Linked DNA regions of Homo sapiens: region 2 is linked to region 1. The links are chromatin loops, found by intact Hi-C in ENCODE. Cell type or tissue: PC-9. All regions are shown on one strand. Each heading gives the region's core, and the rest is flanking DNA. Links, peaks and the distances in the headings are about the cores only.

Region 1 (9,246 bases), core at 357-8,356:
GAAAAGAGGACGTGTCTGAGCTGTGGAATCTGGCAGCAGACCCCCCTCGCTTCAAATCCTGACTCAAGAAGTTCTGGGCCCGTTTGTCAGCACCCCATTCGCCACCAGGGACCTCCCAGGACAAGCCCTGCCGTGGGAAAACTGTCGCTTTAAGGGTCTGGTGGGCAGGCCCAGCCATTTCCATGGAGCAGACTCTGAGCTGTTTCTGTCTTTCAAAAACCAAGGCCCCAACAGGAAGTGAGTCACCACAGGAAAATACAGGGTTCCCAGCCTTAGGGGGCTCGAGGCTGACCTCAGATGCCCCCGTGGGGGTCAGGCCTTTGTAGGTGCATGGCTCTGTGGGTGGGGAAAGATTATTTCAGCATTTGCTGACATCATTGAATGGTGTGTGACTGAGGGGAAGGTCTCTAACTCAGCCCAGGTTCATCTGAGTCAACCAGGGTCAAACAGCTTTCACGGGCATCTTTGGGTCACTGACCGGGCAAAGCCAGGCCCTTAAAACAAGAGGTTGTTGGCCAGGCACGGTGGCTCACACCTGTAATCCCAGCACTTTGGGAGGCCAAGGCAGGTGGATCACCTGAGGTCAGGAGTTCAAGACCAGCCTGGCCAACACGGTGAAACCCCGTCTCTACTAAAAAATACAAAAATTAGGGCCAGGTGCAGTGGCTCACATCTGTAATCCCAGCATTTTGGGAGGCCAAGGTGGGTGGATCACCCGAGGTCAGGAGTTCGAGACCAGCCTGGCCAACATGGTGAAACCCCATCTCTACTAAAAATACAAAAAAAAAAAAAAATCAGATGGGCGTGGTGGCGTGCACCTATAATCCCAGCTACTCTGGAGGCTGAGGTAGGAGAATCGCTTGAACCCAGGAGGCGGAGGTTGCAGTGAACTGAGATCGCACCACTGCACTCCAGCCTGCTAAATAAAAATTAGCTGGGTGTGGTGGGGCACACCCGTCACCTGTAATCCCACCTACTTGGAGGGCTGAGGCAGGAGAATCGCTTGTGCCCAGGAGGCAGAGGTTGCAGTGAGCTGAGATTATGCCAGTGCACTCCAGCCTGGGCAACAGTGAGACTTTGTCTCAAAAAAAAAAAGAGGTTGTTGAAAGCACACTAAGAACCAACCAAATGTTTGATGTGCTCGCAGTCCTGTGAGTTAGCTTTGTCACGCCCACCTTCACAGATGAGAAAACTGAGGCTCAGATTAAGTTATCTGCCCAAGTTCCTACCAGCCCACACTCCCCAATCCCCTCCTGATTTTGAACCCAAGCTTGGGCTTGACAAGAAATGCTCATGAGTACCTTTCAGACAGGACAGAAGCCAGACAGATCTGCCCACCCCCCAAACCTTTCAGACAGGACAGAAGCCAGACAGATCTGAGCACCCCCCAAACCTTTCAGACAGGACAGAAGCCAGACAGATCTGCCCACCCCCCAAACCTTTCAGACAGGACAGAAGCCAGCGAGATCTGCGCACCCCCCAAACCTTTCAGACAGGACAGAAGCCAGACAGATCTGCGCACCCCCCAAACCTTTCAGACAGGACAGAAGCCAGAGAGCTCTGCGCACCCCCCAAACCTTTCAGACAGGACAGAAGCCAGCGAGATCTGCGCACCCCCCAAACCTTTCAGACAGGACAGAAGCCAGAGAGATCTGCGCACCCCCCAGACCTTTCAGTGCCTCAGCCCTCTCATCTGTAAGCTGGGAATCCCCTCATTCAACTGCGTACTGGTGTCTATTCAGTGCCAGGGCAACAGTGAATACACACATGCAGACCCTGCCCTACAGCAATAGCAGACCCAAAACACCAGGAAACCAGCAAGGAAAATCATCACAAGGCAGAATGAGAAACAAGGGGCCCAGAGACTCACACAGGAGGAGAGGGTGAAGACATGCCCGGGAGGACACGACAGATGAGCCAGAATAAGGGGGATGGCCTTTCCAAAGAATGGGCAGAAGGACGTCCTGGGAGATGTAAACCACAGTAGTTGTCAAACTTGCAGCTGAAGTGAATGTTAACAAGGGAGGCCTCTGGAGAAGGTTCCATTGGGCAGACCAGGCCCTGCTAGGTCACACCTCAGAAGGAAGGGAAATCTCAATTGCTGGACCCACTGAGAGCCCTGGCCCTCCCCAGGCTCAGAAGGCCCATCTCAGCCACCCGGGGCTTGGAAATACTCCACCCCCATCCCAGTCGGCTCCCCCAGCAGCCTATGCAAGGACAGCAACCACGTCCTCGGGACGTGCCGGCTGCCCAGGCTTCAGCAGCTGGCGCAAAGGCCCAGTGAAGGCTCCAGAAGCCAAGCTGGGCAAGTTGGTTTAACATGGGATTGCACTGGGCTGCATCAGTGTCCCGATGTCAGGTCACAACAGCTTCGCAAGAGCCCACCCTGTCGTTCTGCGCGTGGGTTAAGGTTGACAACAGTGCAGAAACAGTTCCTTTCAGCTGGGTCTGTGACGAGCCAAGGAATGAGTATCACCTAGGCCATTCCTGGTGACTGTCCACCAAGCTTCCTGCCGACCTCAGTGAACCCCCTCCTCCTCCAGAGCCCCTCTTCTCACCTGGGAATGACCTCTTCTCATCTCGGGATGGTTCACAATTGCCCAACTGCTCCAAGTCACCAGTGGAGAAATGGAGAGAGAATGCCATCTTGTGGCCACAGTGCCAGGATTAAAAACTTGTCGAGTGCCAGGTACCCTTCTGAAGTGTTTTAGGAAACACCTCATTTCATCCTCACAACCTTATCATCCTCTTTATGGATGCGGAAACCAAGGCAGAGTAGCTAAAGAACTTGCCAAGATGGGCTAGTGACACAGCCTTTGAACCAACAGGCAGGCTGCACCTGGAAGCTCAGGGCACAGCTGCCATCACAGCCTGTGAGGGCTTCCCAAGGGTCTGCTGGGTGTCCCCAGGGCACAAGGCAGGGGTCCAATCAGTATCCAGCCTGGGGCCACGTAGGGGCGCCGTTGGGTCACACAGACCGTCTCATCGCGTGAATGGAGATATCAGAACCTGCCCGATGGGGTTGGCAAAGGCATTAAGCACTCGGTAATCCTTAGCTTTTTCACTGCAATATCCTTTACATAACAAAAGATGTAGTTCTGCATAGACTGGTAACAAGGCTCCCATCTACTTGAACAGGGAAAGAAGTGGTGTGTATAAGACCCGTTTGGTATATGGTTTTCTAGGAATACGGTATACTCCCCAGACAGGTATTTTGTAACGTTATCACCAGTAGCTCCTGGCCAGGTGGGTAGATTTGGGGTCTATAGGAATACGGGCAGAAAGCTGCTGCACATCACAGGATTCCAATTAATAGGATGGCTGACATACTGCTCGAGGATCAAGGGTCTTTTCACTTTCTGCCGCATCCAACTGCCTTGACCTTGGTCCAGCTTCCCTCGTAGTTGCAAGAGGCTGCGGCGACTCCAGGCTCACCTGCAGGTGACATCTGGGAGCAGGAGACCCTCCAGAAGACTTCACCTGTACCTTCCTATACCATTTCCCCCCTCCCCCAAGTAGTTCTAACCCCAAGTGTAAACAGAGGTAAAGAGATAAACAAGTAGTAGGACTTAGAACTTTTTTTTTTTTTTGTATTTTTAGTAGCGATGAGGTTTTGCCATGTTGGACACAGGTCTTGAACTCCTGACCTCAAGTGATCCACCTGCCTCAGCCTCCCAAAGTGCTGTGATTACAGGCGTGAGCCACCACACCTGGCCAGAACCCATTTTTAATTCTTTAATTTGCTTTGTTTTTTTGAGATACCATGTCCTACCCAGACCTTTGGATTCAGCATGTGTGTCCAGGTGGGGAATCCAGAAATCTGTAAATTAAACCTCCCTCCAGAAGACAAAGCCCCACCAGCTTCCAGCTTCAGGGAGTTGTCGCCAAGGCACACCTGCTGGGTCATCCCTGGTGAGCCATGACTCACCACGCCCTGGGCCCTGTGGGTGCCAACTTCCTCCTACCAAGCCAGTCAAACACCCTGGCCCAGAGGAACGCACTGACTGTGCTGACTTCCCCAAAGCCCAAGGGACTGAGGGTGGGTGGCAGGCGGCCCAAGAGTAGGGGCTGAGTCCTCTGACAGCCCCATCTGTCCTCAGCCGCAGGGCTGGCCCCAAGGAGCCCAGTGCCACTAGCCACCCACCCAGTTAACAATCTGCAAAGGAGCAAAAGCAACATTCCCTCTGCGGAATGTGCCAAAGGTACATTCTGCTGAAGCATGGAAAATCTTGGTGCCTGGGCCCCACCCCAGAGTCCCATCTAGTTCTTCTGGGGTACCACATGCCCAGTGGCAGATTCTAACATGAAGGAAGGATGAGAAACACAAAACTAGAGAGCAAAGAGGAGACGGGGGAAACTGAGGCTGGAGGCCAGTGCAGAACCCAGAAGCGAGCCCTCGGACTCTGAGAAGGGAATCTTATCCAGCCATGCCACGACAAGCACATTTAAAGGCTAACATCTGAGTCCTCACTTCGCACCAGGCATGGTGCTAGGCATCCTCCACACCATAACCTTGAGGGAGGGGCCCGGGAGGCAGGCCGCCAGTGGGACTGTCACCTACACCCTACTGACCCCAAAGTCCTTCTCTTCACCACCACCCTAGTTCTTGACAGACCTAAGGCCCAGGAAGAGGAAAAATAGGGAGTTCCTTGTGAAAACCTAGAAAACTTCAAGCCACCTTTTATGAACTCATTCAAGAAATGTCTATACCTACCCTGTGCTGCATGCTGAGGTCCAGAGAGCCCAGGTTTTCAAGCTGGCTGTGAAATCAACACAGTTGGTCACATACAACATCCTGTTCAGTGAAACAGCAAGAAGCTATAAAGTGCATTTGACATAAAAAGCTAAGAACTGCTGAGACCTGTTTCATCAGTTCTGTGTGTTCATTCACAAAAGGTGTGGCTGGGTAAAAGATCTTGATGGGAGAGGTATTTCTTACCACAGATCATAGTCCAGTATGTCTGAGAAACACTGAGGATGGGCAAGAGGCGAGCCTTCCTGTGCCCAATGCAATTGTGTACGCAAACACAGTTCTATACAACATTCACATTAACCTAAGAGACCCCAAACAGCAAATAAGAACTTCTTGGTAGTTACAAATTTCTACATACACCTTGAAATCAACATGGCCATGGTGATCTTGAGACTCACCATGGGGAAAAGAGTTTGGGAGTGATTAAGCTCCTGCCCACTACACTCAAGGACAGTTTAGCAGGTGATCCCCTTTTCCCCAGGGAACTTCAGCCCTGGCACCGCCACTCCTGAGGAAGAGGTATGAATGGTCTTAGAATCCTTCCTTAAAGCTCTAAGTTATAGTGGCACATACCTTGGTGGGTTTATAGAGGGCATTCAGATTATGAGTCCACAAGCAAATAGTTCTGAGTGTTGAGCCCACTGGACCCACCGGTGCCAAAAGCAGCCCAGTGGTAGCTGGCTGCCCCAGGCACCCCCAAACCCTTCTTCCAGGGTCAAGCTACAAAACTCTTGTCAGCCAGCTGAGCCCTCCTTGTTGCTGAAGCTGCAGAAAACCACAGGCCTTCTGAAGCTCCCAAAGGCAATTCCACTAAGTGATGAGAGCCCCAACACTTCCAGCAGCAACTCAGAGAACACGCCCACCAGGCCTAAAACACAAGCAAATGCTACGGCCCTCCCCAACAGCGGCCGTGCACAGCAACCACACCAGCACCCCATACTCCCTCTACTTGGGCTAAAGGGGAGTAGCTTCCCTGCTTGAGGGTTAAGTACTAGTGAAGTGAGGCAGCCTGTACTTGCCGGCCTGTGGCATCTCCTAGGAGGGCATTCAACTTCAGTTTGAAAAATTAAAATCTCTCTTACATGTGAACAAGCCCCTTCCCTGAAAACTCACCACTTAGTGTGTTACCTATCGAGGCTGCAGTGAGCTATGATCGCACCAAAGCACTCCAGCCTAGGCAAGAGAGTAAAACCCTGTCTCAAAGAAAAAAGAAAGGGCTAATTTTTCTTTTTCTTTTTTTTAGACGGAGTCTTGCTCTGTCGCCAGGCTGGAGTGCAGTGGTGCAATCTTTGCTCACCGCAACCTCTCCACCTCCCGGATTCAAGTGATTCTCCTGTCTCAGCCTCCCAAGTAGCTGGGACTACAGGTGCGTACCACCACGCCCAGCTAATTTTTGTATTTTTAGTAGAGATGGGGTTTCACCATGTTGGCCAGGATGGTCTCAATCTCTTGTGACCTCGTGATCTGCCCGCCTTGGCCTCCCAGTGCTGGGATTACAGGCGTGAGCCACCACGCCTAGCCAAAAAGGGCTAATTTTTCAATGGCATGTTAAGATAAGCTATCAGCCACATTCCAGAGTTCTCCAGGGCTCTGCTGATGGGAGAATTATAAATGGAGATGTAAATGTATCCAACTTCCAAGGAACACAAGTCACTAACATTCACATTTTTTAATTTATTTTTCTATGTTTTCTATTTATTTCACAGATGAGAAAACAGCCCAGAGAGGCAAACTTACCTAGGTTCCCAGACCTGGTAGTAGAGTCAGCATTCAAACCCACGTGATATCAAGCAAAAAGTCTTCCTTCATACGAGCAGGTAAAAAACAGATTAAAACTGAAAGGTCACTTCTGCCAAAGGAAGTATAAATACCCAACACTGGCTACGATGTAAGGGAACAGGCGCTCTTACTTTCTGATGGAAGTATTAACTGGTACCTTGCAGAAGGTACTTTGGCAAGACCCATCAGTATTTTATAGATGAATTTTTTTGACCCAGATAGTTCATCTACAGAAATTTGTCATAGAGAAACTTAAAACATAGGCCAGGCGCAGTGTCTCATGCCTGTAATCCCAGCACTTGGGGAGGCCAAGGCGGGCAGATCACTTAAGGTCAGGAATTCAAGACTGGCCTGGCCAACATGGTGAAATCCCGTCTCTACTAAAAATTCAAAATTAAATTAGCTGGGCGTGGTGGCGCACACCTGTAGTTATAGGCAGGAGAATCGCTTGAACCCGGGAGGCAGAGATTGCGGTGAGCTGGGATCGCACCACCGCACTCCAGCGACAGAGACTCCATCTCAAAAAACAAGAAAAAGAAAACACTCCACTGCTGCATTACTAATTATAAAAAATCTGTAACCTGCATCAAGGCTTATCTGTACAAGGGAATACTATTCTGTCACAAGATTTCACCATATTTGAAACCCCGTATCTAACAAAAATACAAAAAATAGCCAGGTGTGGTGGCAGGCACCTGTAATACCAGCTACTCGGGAGGCTGAGGCATGAAAATTGCTTGAACCCAGGAGGCAGAGGTTGTGGTGAGCCAAGATCGTGCCACTGCACTCCAGCCTGGGTGAGAGAGTGAAACTCCATCACAAAAAAAAAAAAAAAAAAAAAAGATTTCACCATATTACTTCTAATGTATAAAAGACCTGTATATACTATAAGCTGCTGTGTGGCTTGATTTTTGCTGTTTTAAATCTTTTTTTTAAGCACTAAATAAAAAAAAAATGAGGGGCCATCGAAAACTTGACTTGCTACGTCACAGGCTACTGTCTAACTGAACTTCACAAGGAGCCTGCAGATCCCATTATAGGAAGTAAAACCCTGGATATCTCATCCCATCAAACCCAACAGCACAACACACGGTCTGACAGCCAGCCTGGGTGCTCGGGCCTGCTCGTCTCTCAAATGCTGCCCCCACTAAAACATCACACACCTCAAATATTCCAAAGGGAGGCTAGAAGCTGGCCTTATGGGGTAAGGTCATCTAAACCATCAAAGCCGACAACTTTCCAGAAGGGGTAGCAGGTACCATAAACACTTATAACTTTAAACAAGGGGTTGCTCTGGAAGAACCTTTCTAGTCACTTTATTCCACAAATCCAGAATGTATCTCTGAAGATTCCCATCCTCACCATGACTAAATACCTCAGTCACCAATCTAATGAATGAAGCACCAGGTTACAACATACTACATAAAGTAAAATGCAATGAGATTAATCTGCTGACGTAGTCACCACTAGAGGTAGTAGCCAGGCCAAAAACTCAATCATTCTGTTCATAATTTTCTAAACTTATGGCCCCATTTCAAAATCATCTCTTGGCGTCTTGCACTGGCCTCTGAGGCTGACTAGCCCTCTGGGTTGGATGTTGGCCATCCCTCTCACTATAAAGGAAGTTAGCCAGTTTTCACTGTTGAATGGAAATCTTCAGGCCCAAAGCCACAATTATTCGAGTTTAATGAGTTCCAGTAGCCCTTAGAAAAAAACATTTAGAAAGCTAATTCTTTTTTAAAAGCCTAAACTTCATTTGATTGCATCAAAAAGTTATTCAGATGTGATGACCAAAACAAAACTGCAGACAAGCCCCATGGTTTTTTTGTTTTTATTCATTTTATGATTAAGGTGTTTATCACTACTCCAGTTGGGTAAACCACATTGAAGAATCTGACTGCAGGTCTTTAGATTCAGCCAAATGCTTTCCAACAATTTTGCTCTAAAAAATATTAAACATTTTAATACTTCAGCCATGCTCAGAACGCTGCAGTCTAAGGATGAACTTCAACTTGCCCATGCCAAGTTAGGGCGACAGGAGCAGAACTAAGGAGCTATGACGTCTAAAAGAATCAGAGAATCTGGCTTAAGACGAAGAGAGCTTCTGTTCCCCAAAACTAAACTGTCTAGTTTTTAAATCCACCCTTAACCGTTCAAGAAACTGAAAAAGTCAACTTGTTTTTAAAATACCACACAGGTATGCAATCTTCCATGATTTGTTTTGCATCTCAGCTAGCACAGGGAAACCCTTGAAAAACCTAGCTGTCAGAAGTTTTTCCTGAGGGAAATCATTACGCTTCTACTGCTGAGCTTCATGTTTATTCTGTGCGTCGGGGAAAGGAGAAAGCAATGGGACAGAGAAGGGAAAAGTTGCGACTGGGTGACAAATTCATTAGGTGCATTTGAAAGTAAACGCAATGGAAAAAAGTAACAAATGCTAAAGTTTTCTAAAAGTTTAATGAAGCCAATAAGGCATATAAATTGTGTTCTGGCAGACATTAAGACCTGCTTTCTCTTACCAAAGAAAATGGCACGTTTTATCAAAATTTGACAATTCAGAGTAAAGGGTACTGAGATTAAGCTTCAGAGCACCAACTTAAACAAAACAACCAAAAAATTGTTATCCAACGTGGAAAGAGGAGCAAGAACCAAGGCATAAAGGGGAATTAAATATGTGTTCCTCCATCTCAAAATCCTTTTAGGAATAGGAGTTC
Region 2 (9,246 bases), core at 323-8,322, 44 kb after region 1:
GGTCGTGGCACGTGCCTGTCATCGCAGCTACTAAGGAGGCTGAGGCAAGAGAATCACTTGAACCCAGGAGATAGAGGTTGCAGTGAGCCAAGATTGTGCCACTACACTCCAGCCTGGGCGACAGTGCAAGACTCTGTCTCAAAAAAAAAAAAAAAAAAAAACAACGAAATGTCTATTCATGTATTTCACTCATTTTTAATTGGGTTGTCTTTTTGTTATAGAGTTGTCAGAGTTTTTATGTATTCTACATAATAGTCTCTTATCAGATAAATGATTTGCAAATACATTCTCCCATTCTGCGAATTGCGTTTTCACTGTATTGATGCTGTCCTTCGAAGCACAAAATGTTTTCAATTTTCATGCAGTACAATTTATCTATTTTGTCTTATGCTGCTTATCATCACAGTTTTTTAAATTGAGGTAAAATGCACATAACATGAAATTAACTATTCCACATACATTTCAAAAAATGTATGAGCCGGGTGCAGTGCCTCACACCTGTAATTCCAGCACTTTGGGAGACTGAGGAGGATGGACGACTTGAGGCCAGGAGTTCAAGACCAGCCTGACAAACGTGGTGAAACCCCATCTCTACTAAAAACACAAAAATGAGCCAAGCGTGGTGGCACACACTTGTAGTCCCAGCTACTCAGGAGGCTGAGGCATGAGAATCACTTGAGCCCAGCAAGCAGAGATTGCGGTGAGTGGAGATCACACCACTGCTGCACTCCAGGCTCAGTGGCAGAGTGAGACTCTGTCTCAAAAAAAAAAAAAAAAAAGTTAAAAAAATTTTTTTTTTTGAGACAGAGTCTCGCTCTGTCACCAGGGCTGGAGTGCAGTGGCACGATCTTGGCTCACTGCAACCTCCACCTCCCTAGTTAAAGCGATTCTCCTGCCTCAGCTTCCCGAATAGCTGGGACTACAGGTGCTCGCCACCAAGCCCAGCTAATTTTTGTATTTTTAGTAGAGACGGTGTTTCACCATGTTGGCCAGGATGGTCTCCGTCTCTTGACCTCTTGATCCACCCGCCTCGGCCTCCCAAACTGCTGGGATTACAGGCGTGAGCCACCACGCCGAGCCAAGTTAATTTTTTTTTTAAATGCAAGTAACTTTTTTTAAAAAAGAATGTCTAGGAAAGTATTTTCGAAATATTATATTATTGCAATCCAAAGAGAGGAAAAATGAACACGATTATCGTTTATTGAATACTAACTAAGCACCTTGCACAGAATTAGGTCATCTATATCAGGGGTTTTCAACTGAGTGCAACTTTGCTCCCTCAGGGGGCATTTGGTAAAGAATGTCTGGAGGGCCAGGTATGGTGGTTCACGCCTGTAATCCCAGCACTTTGGGAGGCCGAGGCGGATGGATCACCTGAGGTCAGGAGTTCGAGACCAGCCTGACCAACATGGAGAAACCCCATCTCTACTAAAAATCCAAAATTAGCCCGGCATGGTGGCACACGCCTGTAATCCCAGCTACTTAGGAGGCTGAGGCAGGGGAATTGCTTGAACCTGGGAGGTGGAGGTTGTGGTGAGCCGATATTGCGCCATTGCACTCCAGCCTGAGCAACAAGAGTGAAACTCCGTCTCAAAAAAAAAAAGAATGTCTGGAGACATTTTGATTGCCATAACTTGGGGGTTGGGGGTTGCTGCCACATCTAGTGGGTAGAAGCCAGGAAGGCTGCTAAACATTCAACAATGTGCGTAACAGCCCTCCACAACAAAGAATTATCTGGTCCAATGCATCACCAGTGCTGAGGGTGAGAAACCATGATCCATACGCATTATCTCATTTTTCTTCACACCTGCCTAGTGGCACAGTTACTGTCAATTGTCACCATTTGTAGGTGAGGAGACTGAGGCTTAGAGGGGGTAGATAACTCATGCAAAACCCCACAGCTGGGCCGGGCACGGTGGCTCACGCCTGTAATCCCAACATTTTGGGAGGCCGAGGCAAGTGGATCACCTGAGGTCAGGAGTTCAAGACCAGCCTGGCCAACATGGTGAAACCCCGGCTCTACTAAAAAATACAAAAATTAGCCGGGCATGGTGATGCACACCTATAGTCCCAGCTACTTGGGAGGCTGAGGCAGGAGAATCACTTGAACCCGGGAGACAGAGGTTGCGGTGAGCCGAGGTCACGCCACTGCACTCCTGCCTGGACGACAAAGTGAGACTCTGTCTCAAAAAAAAAAAAAAAAATTGGGGTCTCTGGGCCCTATTCAGAGCTCTGGAACAGAATCATCTCCAGGTATGAGGCTCTGGGGTTGTATTTCTGAAAGACCTCTGGTTTGTTGGCTGCCTACCAAGTGCAGTACCCATGTGATAAACACATCATGGGGTTGTTAAGGCTGGTTTCAGACGTGCCCGAATCAAGTCTGACTTTTTTTCTCTAGCCTAGACCATGCTTTTGATTATTTTATTTTATTTTATATTATTTGTTTTGTTTTGTTTTGTTTATGAGACAGAGTCTTGCTCTGTCACCCAGGCTGGAGTACAGTAGCAGCAATCTTGGCTCACTGAAACCTTCGCCTCCTGGGTTAAGCAGTCCTGTCGCCTCAGCCTCCCAAGTAGCTGGGATTACAAGCATGCGCCACCATGCCTGGCTACATTTTTTTTGTATTTTTAGTAGAGACAGTGTTTCACCATGTTGGCCAGGCCGGTCTCAAACTCCCGACCTCAAGTTACCCGCCCTCCTTGGCCTCCCAAAGTGCTGGGATTACAGGCGGGAGCCACCGCGCCTGGCCCTTGATTATTTTAATTACAAATGAGAAACTTCAAGAAACTCAGAGACAGAAACCAGCCAGGAAGTATCTCCATTTATTTCCTCTCAGATAATATTTAGTAATTGTCTTAGTCCATTTTGTATTGCTATAAAAAAATACCTCAGACTTGGCAATGTGTAAAGAAAAACAGTTATTTAGCTCATGGTCCTACAAGCTGAGAAGGCCAAGGGCATGGCCCTGACCTCTGGGGAGGGCTTCTGTGCTGTGTCACAACATGGCAGAGAAAGTCAAAAGGGAAGTGGACATATGTGAAGAGAGGAAAACCTAAGAGGCTTCCTGGCTTTATAACAAACCACTCTCAGAGGGACTAATCCAGTCCCACGGAAATCAATTCAGTTCTCACTACTGCAGAAACAGCACCAAGCCATTCATGAGGGATCTGACTCAATAACCCAACATCTCTTATTTGGCTCCACCTCCCAACACTGCCACATTGAGGATCAAATATCTTTTCTTTTTTTTTTCTTTTTGAGACGGAGCCTCACTCTGTCGCCCAGGCTGGAGTGCAGTGGCACAATCCTGGCTCACTGCAACCTCTGCCTCCCAGGTTCAAGCAATTCTCCCTGCCTTAGCCTCCTAACTGGGATTATAGGCACCCATCACCATGCCCAGCTAATATTTGTATTTTTAGTAGAGATGGGGTTTCTCCATGTTGGCCAGGTTGGTCTCGAACTCCTAAACTTCCAGTGATCCACCATCCTCGGCCTTCCAAAGTGCTGGGATTACAGCCTTAAGCCACTGCACCCGGGCCAGGATCTACCTTTTGAAGGTAGGAATGTCATAGAATTGGGTAACCTGGCTAGGCATGGTGGCTCACACCTGTAATCCCAGCACTTTGAGAGGCCAAGGCAGGTGGATTACCTGAGGTCAGGAGTTCGAGACCAGCCTGACCAACATGGTAAAACCCCGTCTCTACTAAAAATACAAAATTAGCCAGGCATGGTGGCGCATGCCTGTAATCCCAGCTACTCGGTTGGCTTTCGCAGGAGGTTTGCTTGAACCCGGGAGGCGGAAGTTGCAATGAGCCGGGAGATTTTTAGTAGAGACGGGGTTTCTCCATGTTGGTCAGGCTGGTCTCCAACTCCTGACCTCAGGTGATCTGCCCGCCTCGGCCTCCCAAAGTGCTGGGATTACAGGCATGAGCTACCGAGCCCATCCTAGGGCCCCTTTTTGAATATCTCCCCTAGGGCAGAAATGGCAAGCTCATAATTGAATCCAGTCACAACTCACTTCATTTGTTCTTCTGATCGTACTTGTTTCTTTCTAAAGTCTTGTTTTATTTATTTTTATGACTTTTTAATGTTTTATTTATTTATTTATTTATTTATTTAATTTTTTTGAGACAGAGTCCCGCTGTGTTGCTCAGGCTGGAGTGCAGTGGCACGATCTCAGCTCACTGCAACCTCCGCCTCCCGGGTTCAAGCGATTCTCCTGCCTCAGCCTCCCGAGTGGCTGGGATTGCAGGCACACACCACCATGGCCGGCTAATTTTTTTGTACTTTTAATAGAGATGGGTTTTCGCCATGTTGGCTAGGCTGGTCTCGAGCTCCTGACCTCAGGTACTCTGCCCTGGGATTACAGGCATGAGCCACTGTGCCTGGCCCGACGTTTTTTTATTTTATAGAGGTGGTGCTGCACTGTGTTGCCCAAGCCTGGTCTCCAACTCCTAGGTTCAAGCAATCCTCCGACCTTGGCCTCCCAAAGTGCTGGGATTACAGGTGTGAGCCACCATGCCGGGCCCTAAACTCTTCTTTTGAATAAAAGCGCAGATAGCAAACAAAATTAAATTTTAAATAAAGAGCTTTTTTTTAACAGAAATCAAAAGGCTTATATGTTCTCCTCCCCTTGTTATGAAATGCACCTTACCTTGGGCAAGCAAATTCTACCTGTCTTAAAAAAGCAATAGCAAATACTGCCAGTCTCTTCTCTATGAAACAGAAAAACTTTTACCCGGAAGTGCTAAGTAGGCCAGACGTGATGGCTCATGCCTATAATCCCACTGCTTTGGGAGGCCAAGGTGGGAGGATCACTTGAGCCCAAGAGTTAAAGACCAGCCTGGGCAACATGGTGAGACCCCCGCCTCTATAAAAAAAATGTTAAAAATTTTTTTTAATTTAGTTTTTTTCTTTAAATTTTTAACCTAATGGAGAATAGTAGATTTTCCTAATGGAGGAAATACTAGATTTTCCTAAGGGTGTCTCAACAGTGAGCATGTAATGGGATAATGTATGCATAATGGAGTCCACTAGCTCCCTTCCTAATATCCATTCCCCCATTATTCTTTGCTAGCAGAGTCTGAATTTTATTCAAGTGAGCAATGTGCCCATCTTAAGGACTACACTTCCCAGCCTCCCTTGCAGCTAAGGGAGGATGATGAAATAATAAGAGGAAGTCATTGGGTGGGGTTTCCAGGAAAGCTATTTAAAGGGAAATGACTTAGCTTGCCTCTGGCTCTTGCTACTTCCTTCTTCCCGCTGCCGGGAACACAAGCAAAACGTTGAGGGCTGCAGCAGCCATCTTTGACCATGAAGTAACCTTAAGAAAGGAAGCCATGTGCTAAGAATGGTGGAGAAGAAAGGAGGAAGTGCGTGATGAATTTGTCAACATCCCTGGACTACCTAATTCCAGACTTTTTTAAGTAGAGAAAAATAAACCTCTAGTTTATATAAGCAACTGTGGTCATGTCTCTGTACGAACTAAACACAATTTATTCATCCTTATAATATGTAAAGCTTGAGAACTAAATTCTGATTTTTTTTTTATCTTGCCCAAATTCCTATCTAAGGGGTCTGGGGAGTCATGCCCTACAAACCGTAAATTCTCATCAGATGGGTTTTATTTAACCCTATATATGTCTTGACTTACTTTTCAGCCTGACTCTGGCATAACATGAGGATGCAAGGAAGAAAATCAAAATATTTTACCCCCAAAACATGTTTCTTTGTAACATTTTGAAATGGCCCTGCAACCAGTCCTTTGTTGAGGGAAAATTCACATCTGTAAAGAATCCCTATTAACATAGCTAGACGTTTTCCTTCCAGGCCCCTCCAATTCTGAATAGAGTAAGTGAGAGTCTAGCACCTTTTAAAGTTTCTGAAAAGGAAACGTGTGTCATCTATTGTTTCTAAGGGCAGCTGCTATGAGACTTGAAAAGAACCTTGGTCTCCACGATCTGTTTTTATTTTATTTTATTTTATTTTTTCCTTTGAGGTGGAGTCTTACTTTGTTGCCCAGGCTGGAGTGCAGTGGCTCGATCTCGGCTCACTGCAACCTCCGCCTCCCGGGTTCAAGCGATTCTCCCTCCTCAGTCTTCCAAGTAGCTGGGAGTACAGGCGCACACAACCATGCCTGGCTAATTTTTGTATTTTTAGTAGAGATGGGGTTTCACCATGTTGGCCAGACTGGTCTCAAACTCTTGACCTCAGGTTATCTGCCTGCCGCAGCCTCCCAAAGTGCTGGGATTACAGGCGTGAGCCACCGTGCCCAGCCCACAATCTTTTATCTTAAGCTGAACATTTCCTTTCTATTGATACCAAGTCCTTAGACAAAAACTCAACCAGTTGTCAACCAGAAAATGTTTAAATTTACCTATAGCCTGAAAGCCCCTCCCCCCCCAACTTCAAATTGTCCCACCTTTCTGGAACAACTCAATGTATTCCTTAAATGTATTTGATGGATGTTTCATTCCTCCCTAAAATATATAAAACCAAGCTGCAGCCCAACCACCTTGGGCACATGTTCTCATGACCTCCTAAGGGCTGTTATGGGTCATGGTCACTCATATTTGGCTCAGATAAATCTCTTTAAGTATTTTACGTAGTTTAACTCTATTAACCGACAAGCTCTTGGCAATTTGCAGATTTCTCAATACATGTGATGTTTTGTAGTTTGAGATCTGCGGTTGTTCCTCATTTTTACTTTCATCTTGCTTTTACCCACTGTGTTTATGCACCTTTTCTCCATTACAGCCTCGTGTCCCTTCTGAAGCTGGTCCTCAGCCTAGAACAGTAGCTGCAAGTTGCTGCCGGTTATCAGATAGTACTCAGGATAAGAATGTGATCGCTCATCCTGACTCTGCTATCTGAGGGCTGAATCACAGGCAATTAAATGCATTTTCAGAAAGACTGCCTGTGGCCTTGCCCGACTTGTGGCCACTCTGTGGGTGGTTCTCTGAGCCTGGATTGGAGGCAGACCCTGGGCTGGAGATGTGCTTCATTCAGCACGATGACAGTGCCATGGAGGAAGGTGCCACCTATAGACTGTGTCTCAGGTCTCTTGCTTCTGATGACTAAACAGTTCCCCAATTTTCCTGAAACTGTGTTCTAAAAGTGGCATGGCTCTGAAAACAAAAAGACTCAGATTCATGGGCCAACCCAGGTATCACATGAGGACCAGCTTCTTGACGAGCCAAGACATCTATATGATAGAGCTACACTCTCTGACCACAACCGGTGTACAAAAATAGCAGTAACACAGGCTCTCGTATTCAAATACAGACTTTGGTTCTGGAGGTCTGGGAGTCTGCATTAATTAATTAATTAATTTAATTTATTTGTTTATTTTTGAGACAGGGTCTCACTGTGTCACCCAGGCTGTAGTGCAGTGGAGCAATCATAGCTCACTGCAGCCTTGAACCCCTGGGGTCAAGCAATCCTCCTGCCTTAGCCTCCAGAGTCCTAGGATGACAGACTTGCGCCACCATACCCAGCTAATTTTTTGTTTTAATTTTCTGTAGATGTGGGGTCTCCCTATGTTACCCAGGCTGGACTCAAACTTCCACCTCAAGCCATCCTCCTGTCTTGGCCTCCCAAAGTGCTGGGATTACAGGCATGAGTCACCTTGCCCAACTCAATGGTTTCCTTTTTTTTCTTTCTTATTTTTCACTTTGTTTCTTTCTTTTTTAAGAGAGGGTCTCACCCAGGTTGGTGTGCAGTGGCATGATCTCAGCTCACTGCAGCCTCGACCTCCCGTGCTCATGTGATCTTCCCACTTCAGCCTCCTGCATAGCTGGGACCACAGGAATGCAAACAATGCCTGGTTCATTTCTTATTTTCTGTAAAGATGAGGTCTTGCTATGTTGCCAGGTTGTTCTCAAACTCCTACACTCAGGCTATCTGCCCACCTGGGTCTCCCGAAGTGCTGGGTTTACAGTCGTGGGCCACCACACCCGGCGGTGGTTTCCACTATGTATCTAATCCCACTGCTCTCCATTCGAATTTTAGCAGTTTTCCTTCCAGTCTTTTATTATTTTATTTTTTGAGACGAAGTTTTGCTGTGTCACCCAGGCTGGAGTGCAGTGGCATGATCTCAGCTCACTGCAACCTCCGCCTCCCGGGTTCAAGCGATTCTCCTGCCTCAGCTGGGATTACAGGTGTGTGCCACGACACCCAGCTAATTTTTGTATTTTATTAGAGACAGGGTTTCTCCACGTTGGCCAGACTGATCTCGAACTCCTACCTCAGGCGATATGCCTGCCTTGGCCTCCCAACGTGCTGGGATTACAGGCTTGAGCCACTGCCCCAGCCACCTTTCAGTCTTTTATATTGACAGAAGTATTTCCACTGTTGTGCTAGCACCAGCTCCCATGGGCTTGGATAGGCAGCTGTGCATGTCTCTATTCTGCTCCTCCTTCAGTGACATCACAAGGTAGCTTGAAATCAGCCATGGTGGGAGTATTTACACCATAGAAATTGGCAAATGCTACTCTATAAATCAGGGATTTTCTTTGCACAGTCAGTTGTTAAACATTTACCAGCACTTCACTGATTTTATTATCATCAGGTTTACCCTGTCATTCCACTCTCCCCTATTTCACTTCTCCGACTATTTCATTTTCCCCTACAGTATACCAGGACCTTCACCCTAGTGAAGGAAGACAGACGATACATAAGTAAACGTGGAAACAAACAAGATCATTGTAAGTAGTGATATAAAGTAGGGAGAAAATTAAAACAGGTGATATGTTGAATAGACTCCTCTTACCGTTTTATCCCCCACATCATGTCATAAACATTTCCCTAAGTTCTAAAAATGTCTTAGCTGGGTGCAGAGGCTTGTTTCTGTAATCCCAACACTTCAGGGGGCCAAGGTGAGAGGATCGCTTGAGCCTAGGAATTCAAGACCAGCCTGGGCAACATAGCAAGATCCCACCTCTGTAAATAAACAAACAAATAGATAAATAAATAGAAATGTTAAAAAGTTTTAAGGCACATTCTTCTCAATGACTACATAATAGTTATTCCTTGTAAGAATGTTCTACTTTATTTAAGCAGTCCCCTGGAGTTCAGAGTTGCCCAACCTCAGCACTATGGCTATTTTGGACCAAAATAATTATTTGTTGTTGAGGGCTGGGCTAAGCGCTTTAAGCTGTTTAGCAACATCCCCGGCTTCTACCCACTAGAGGCTGGTAATACCCACCCCACGCAGCTTCTTGCAGTAATGACAACCAAAAATGTCTT

What was found. Hi-C counts contacts between places; a loop is a spot of excess contacts. Peaks named below come from ENCODE experiments on the same cell type or tissue, not always from the same donor. Only the 100,000 strongest peaks of a DNase experiment are listed, where the experiment ranks them.
Region 2: a loop joins it to region 1, with 2.3 times the contacts of the local background. A loop is called at or near these places in 3 of 110 quality-filtered maps.

Annotation. Positions count from the first base shown.
Region 1 is chr16:9,118,802-9,128,047 of GRCh38, reverse strand. It overlaps HAPSTR1 (HUWE1 associated protein modifying stress responses), which reads right to left. Exons shown (of 4, transcript NM_014117.3): 4 at 6,413-9,246. Among named protein-coding and RNA genes, the nearest start is that of HAPSTR1, 32 kb to the right of the region's middle. RefSeq lists enhancers at 52-161, 142-436, 1-1,010, 4,044-4,559 and a silencer at 3,842-4,136. In PC-9, for the core only: no CTCF peak of the experiment used is centred there; DNase peaks (open chromatin) are centred at 3,947 and 4,857; H3K27ac peaks cover 7,236 bases.
Region 2 is chr16:9,075,117-9,084,362 of GRCh38, reverse strand. No RefSeq gene overlaps it. Among named protein-coding and RNA genes, the nearest start is that of HAPSTR1, 12 kb to the left of the region's middle. RefSeq lists an enhancer at 7,115-7,204. In PC-9, for the core only: no CTCF peak of the experiment used is centred there; DNase peaks (open chromatin) are centred at 5,172, 6,902 and 7,772; H3K27ac peaks cover 2,893 bases.